2 separate regions of the Homo sapiens genome follow, and region 1 is linked to region 2. The links are chromatin contacts, found by Hi-C in ENCODE. All regions are on one chromosome and are shown on one strand. The core of a region is the stretch at or near the end of the contact, and the rest is flanking DNA. Distances in the headings are between cores, read along the strand shown. Region 1 holds the start of CERT1 (ceramide transporter 1). Region 2 holds the start of PTCD2 (pentatricopeptide repeat domain 2).

Region 1 (2,700 bases), core at 123-2,622, 3.2 Mb after region 2:
AAAGGCTACGTGAATCTTCTTACAGCAAAAACTTAAAAAAAAAATCCCCACAACTATGTAATATCAAGAGATCATCCACCTGCAGTCCTATAATGACTGCTTTGCTAAAATTTTGATACAGGGATTTTAAAAAATATATAAAAGATAAAACATCTTTTCCTTACCCTCGACCCCTTACCGCAAAAATATTTTATTATTAAGTAATGCTCTTCCTGGACTAAAGATCAGTCTCCATTCTCACATGTTCCAAGTTACTATGAATATTTCCTGTACCCATCATGTGCCGATTCAATATCTCTATTCTGAACTAAGGTACAGGGTGAGGGAGAAAGTCCTCCACATTCATCTGTCTCACTACATCTAACCTAGCAGAATTCAACACCTCAAATTTCAACACCAAGCTGAGTCGCTCCAGCTTCTGTCGAAAGAGTTGCGTCCGCAGTGCCCCCCAACCTACTCGGCTTGGCATCCTCAGAGAGACCAACCTCTTTTAAGAGGTCCGACTTGAACCGCTCCCATGCCCAGTCGTTCGGACACCGCTGAAGCCCAACCCGGATTCCTTACACCCGGGACAGCTGCCGCCCTAAGTCCCAAGTCACGGCGCGCATCTGGCCTCCCAAACTGGATCTCAGGTTTATACACCCTTTCCCTGGTCCTCGGCTGCCCCCGACGAGCCCCCGGGCAACAAGGACAGTGCCCCTATATCCCCGCCTCATCCCTAGTCGCTGCAGCAACACTCAGCCTCGCACCCCGGCACGTTCCGCGCCTCCCGCCAGCCCCACCCCACCGCCTCAGCGGATTGCCTCGCTGCAGGTGAGTCTGGCCAGGGGTCCCTTGGCACCAGGGGTTGCTCACCTTACTGAGGACCCCGCAGCGCTCCACAGGCGGCCCAGACTCCGTCTCTGGATCCTCCTCCGAGCCCGACGAGTTCCAGCTCTGATTATCCGACATGGAGGCTCGACAACCGAGCAGGAGACCGGCCCCCGCTCCCTCAGCTGCGCCGGAGGAGGCGCCCAGTCCTCGGGGTGAAGGGTCGGGGGATGGCGAAGCGAAGAGTGCCCGCTCCGGTGTGGGGGGGAGCAGGAGGAGGGACGAAGTCCGCCCGCCGCGCCGCCGCCGCGCCTGACACCGAGCGGAGCGAGGAAGGAGGACGAGCGGTGAAGGAAGCCTACCCTTCCAGCCGTCAGCCGCCGCCGCCGTCGCCGTGACCCCTGCGTTGCGCCCGGCGCTGCCACCCGAACTTAGCCCCCTCGATGCCAATTTCAAATAGGGAAGGAAAAGGGAAAAGAAGGGAAGAGAAAATCCGGCCGCTGAGTCCCGCGTCCACTCACACCTCCGCTACCGCCGCCATCTTCCTGCCTGGCCCACTATTTACCCTCCCCTCCCCTGTCCTTTCCCCTCCCCTTCGTCCTCCCATTCTCCCCCACTACTCCCCGCCCCGTCCCCCTCCCGGCGTCTGACGCGACACGCCGAGCCTTCGGGATCCTCCTCCCGAACCCTACCTCCGGCTCTCCCGGGTGACGACGGGTAGAAAAGCAGGAGGAGCGGAGAAAGGAGAGGGCGGGGTAGGGATGCAGCTGTGCTGCATTCTGGGAAGGGCGTTGGTCCGTCGCTCGCGCAGCCTCCTGGGAGTTGTAGTCGCGATCCTGAGGTAACGGGTGAGTATCCCGCGCGGGGATCGCTTGTCCCCTTGGGGCCTTGTCAGTCGGTGGGTGGGCTTCGTTTGACAGTTGCGTGACCAGCCCCTCGGCCTCGCTTCTATCCTTGCCTTGTGTGTTTATGACGAACCCTCCGGGCTTGCGGGCCCAGACGTGAGAGAGCTTTCCGCTGAAGATGACGGGCCTGCTTTCCAGGGCGGCTTGTCGAAAGCCCGGGAGCATCTGGCCGCTTCCGCCTCAACCATGGGCTGGGGTTTTGTGAGCTACTAGTGCCAAGGGTTTTCTTTCCACCAGACCACCGCTGTAAATCTCGAGGGTCTTACTCATTAGAAGTTAGAATTCACATTTGACGTTTAAAGGAAGAATTTCCTTAGTACCTTCTCACAAGCACGCACTTCGCATTTTTAGATTTCTAGAGTTTGCTTTGTAGAAAGTAATTTTGAGGTTGTCAGAGAATAAATGACGTTAGAAAGGTTTTTAAAGTAAAACAAGAATGTGAGATGATAGCCTGGGATTTTCTCTTGGTTGTAAATGAATATCTTACTGAGAACCACGTTAACCATGCCTGCCCCTCAAAGATAGGAAAGGTTGGATATATAGAAACTTTCTCGTATTAGAAATACCGAAGTGCAGTGGTTTTGTGTGTACAAGGGATTAGGCAATAGGAGGCTATTTTTGTTTTAAGACTAGGGTTGAATTAGCAGAAAGACCAATAGAAGATCTAACAACTCTTGTCAGTTGTCAAGGATAACTTTGATTATGAGACTTTGACTTTGTAGCTTCAGTAATTTCCTCTCGTTAGCTATTTTAATATAGTCGATTTCCTTGTAATTGCCAAGAGTAAAATTTGTTATTAAACCTTAGAAAGAGTACTTTCTTACTACAAGGATGGGACGATAGGAGCGAAATTTCGAGTCTAAGGGAAAACGCTGGCCGAGTGTGGTGGCTCACGCCTGTAATCCCAGCACTTCGGGAGGCCGAGGTGGGTGGATCACCTGAGGCCGGGAGTTTGAGACCAGCCTGGGCAACAAGGTAAAACCCC
Region 2 (2,700 bases), core at 1-2,500:
GAGTGTGATTATTGCATTTTTATCAAATATGTCTGTCTGGATTATGTGGTTAGAATCACTGCAAATTTGGCTTCTATAAATACTTTAAAACTTTTTTCCAATGTTTTCATTATCAGATCCACTATGCAGGCTTTGAGTGGGCTGCCATTTAGTTCAGATATCAAAGTATTTTACAAGTAACTAATAGCATTTATTATCTACACGTGGAAAACTATAGCAAAGAAAGGTCAATCAAAAGTTGTGCTCTAGGTCATCAGATAAAATGAGATTAATACTGAAAAATTCTTCCACGAAGACCAGGGGTCCAGCTAAATGTGTGGTGGTGGGAAAAATGTTTATCTGACGTCCCTCTAAAGAAACCTCAGATGGGAGAAAAATGTCCCAGCCCCAGGAATGGACACATTTAGGTTTTTCCTTTTTTTTTTTTTTTTTTTTTTTTGAGACAGGGTCTCGCTCTGTTGCCCAGGCTGGAGTGTAGTGGCGCGATCTCTGCTCACTGCAACCTCCGCCTCCCGAGTTCAAGCGATTATCCTGCCTCAGCCCCCCGAGTAGCTGGGATTACAGGCGCGCGCCACCAGGCCCAGATAATTTCTTTGTATTTTTTAGTAGAGATGGGGTTTCGCCCTGTTGGCCAGGCTGGTCTCGAACTCCTGGCGATCCGCCCGCCTCGCGTTCCCAAAGTGCTGGGACCACAGGCGTGGGCCACCGCGCCCGGCGCACATTTGGGTTTTTCGTGGTCAGCAAAAGCACGACCACCCCAACACATAAATCTGGCGAATCATACGCAAATTCCCTCATGCTATATAACCTTCCACTGCTCTTCGTACCTTTGGACAGGAACATACTGTTATTTTAGGGAAGGAAATGGATCAGATACCTTGTCTCCTTCTTCTGCACTACCAAACACCCCAAATGGCGTCCCTAGCAATCAGATTCCAGAAACGTTTCCTCTCCTCTTGAAAGCCCACCGCTCCCTTCACCCAAAAAACAGAATAATCAGGGGCCTAATGAAGCTGTCCGGCCAACCTGCAGGAGAGAGCTGAGGAAGAACCACTTGCCGCGCCAGGAGCATCCCGCGCCGCACTATGGAGGCAGCCATCTTGGAGCGTACCAAAAGGAACAGCCAACGGGTTACGGACAGAGGAAGGGGCGGGGTTACAGCTCGACCTCTCGGGGCGCCCAGAATTGGACGAATCCCTTTTGTCGCTCTCGACGACAGGACCGACGCTCCGCCTCCTCGCCCCGGTTCCAGTAGTTGGTATGGTCCGAGACAGTATGGCTGCTGCATTTCGGCCCTCGAATCGAGTTCTCCTGCAGGCGCTGCAGATTTTGGTGTATCCTGGGGTGGGAGGCTCCGGCTCTGTCAGCTGCCGCTGCCCTCTCGGAGGTATCCGCGGCTTTAGCCTAGGGAAGGAGGGGAGGGATGGGAGAGAAGGGAGTGTTAGATCCCAGCTAGCATCTCTGTGGAGCAGCCACAGCTCCTAAGTCACTCACTGGCCTGGAGCGCACCCTCGCCCTCTAGTTGCACGTGGGTGCAGTGGTGACCACTGGGGGTCGTGGATACCCCCAGTGCCTGCAAATCGAAGGACTGCTGGGGTATTGACCTTGGGGCTGTAGTGCTCCCTCAGATGGGGCGACGTTCGTCTTCAGGAACATCCCTCCCGCCTTGGGTGACTTTTATTTATTTATTTATTTATTTTTGAGACGAAGTCTTGCTCTGTCGCCCAAGCTGGAGTGCGGTGGCGCGATCTCGGCTCACTGCAGCCTCCGCCTCCCGGGTTCAAGCGATTCTCCTGCCTCAGCTTTCCGAGTAGTTGGGACTACAGGCGTGCGCCACCACGCCCGGGTAATTTTTTGTATTTTTAGTAGAGACGGGTTTCACTATGTTGGCCAGGCTGGTTTCGAACTCCTGACCTCGTGGTCCACCCGCCTCGGCCTCCCAAAGTGCTGGGATTATAGGAGTGAGCCACCGCGCCCGGCCTTTTTCTTTTCTGCAGAGTTTGGAAGCAGAGGTCTTATGGAGTCTCAGTTCTGCTAACAATCTAAAAGACTTAACGGCACGTTTCTTCATTTTTCAAAACTATCCTCTAACATCTCTATGAAGAGAGTTAAATCTGAAGATGCTAGTGAGTGATAGTAAAAATGTTTGTCAGGCATTACTTTAATGTAGTTTACATACATTAATTCCTTTTCTCTAGACAACACCCAGCAAGAGAAGTACCATTCTTTTCTCCATTTACAGAGGAGGAACAAGGTTAAGTAATTTGCCCAAAGTCAGAGGGAACTGTTAGAGGTGGGATTTGAACACACCCAACAATAGAAACCTGCTCCTAACCACTTCACTGGACTGCCTTTCTGTAAATAAATAGCAACTTTTATTGTTACCTTGTTACTGCAGCTCACAGAACTCTGTTAGTGCGTGATTCTTCGGCCACGCTTGGTCCGTTTTATCTCATGCACAGCCAAGGATCCTAAAGAAAGGATGATGTTTCCCAAATCTACTAAGCTGTGATCAATGATTTCCATGTATCTCAAATGTATTTTGAGTCCACATCTGAGAGGCCTTAACCCCCTCATTTCACAGAGGACAAAACTGGGAGTTCCAGTGGTCATGCTGCAGCTTTTTCCACTACACTGTGCTTCTCCCTGGATAAACCAAAACTAAATATGCCTGTTTTGCATTTAAATGTTATTAGTTTT

Evidence for each region. A loop is a pair of places that touch in the nucleus more often than their neighbours do. Pooled maps may share reads with other maps.
Region 1: a map of CD4-positive, alpha-beta T cell shows a loop between it and region 2 (10-fold over the local background). The contact joins the promoter of CERT1 here to the promoter of PTCD2 in region 2. A Hi-C loop is called at or near these places in 2 of 168 maps with a recorded cell type or tissue (CD4-positive, alpha-beta T cell and naive thymus-derived CD4-positive, alpha-beta T cell) and 6 of 50 pooled maps.

The regions. Positions count from the first base shown.
Region 1 is chr5:75,510,257-75,512,956 of GRCh38, forward strand. CERT1 (ceramide transporter 1) reads right to left here and starts at 1,373. Exons shown (of 17, transcript NM_001379029.1): 1 at 856-1,373. The coding sequence starts at 951. It overlaps POLK (DNA polymerase kappa), which reads left to right and starts at 1,635. Exons shown (of 15, transcript NM_016218.6): 1 at 1,635-1,658. RefSeq lists enhancers at 730-799, 1,550-1,929.
Region 2 is chr5:72,319,123-72,321,822 of GRCh38, forward strand. It overlaps PTCD2 (pentatricopeptide repeat domain 2), which reads left to right and starts at 1,251. Exons shown (of 10, transcript NM_024754.5): 1 at 1,251-1,387. The coding sequence starts at 1,261. MRPS27 (mitochondrial ribosomal protein S27) reads right to left here and starts at 1,118. Exons shown (of 11, transcript NM_015084.3): 1 at 1,027-1,118. The coding sequence starts at 1,099. RefSeq lists enhancers at 169-710, 711-1,251, 850-1,179, 1,240-1,449.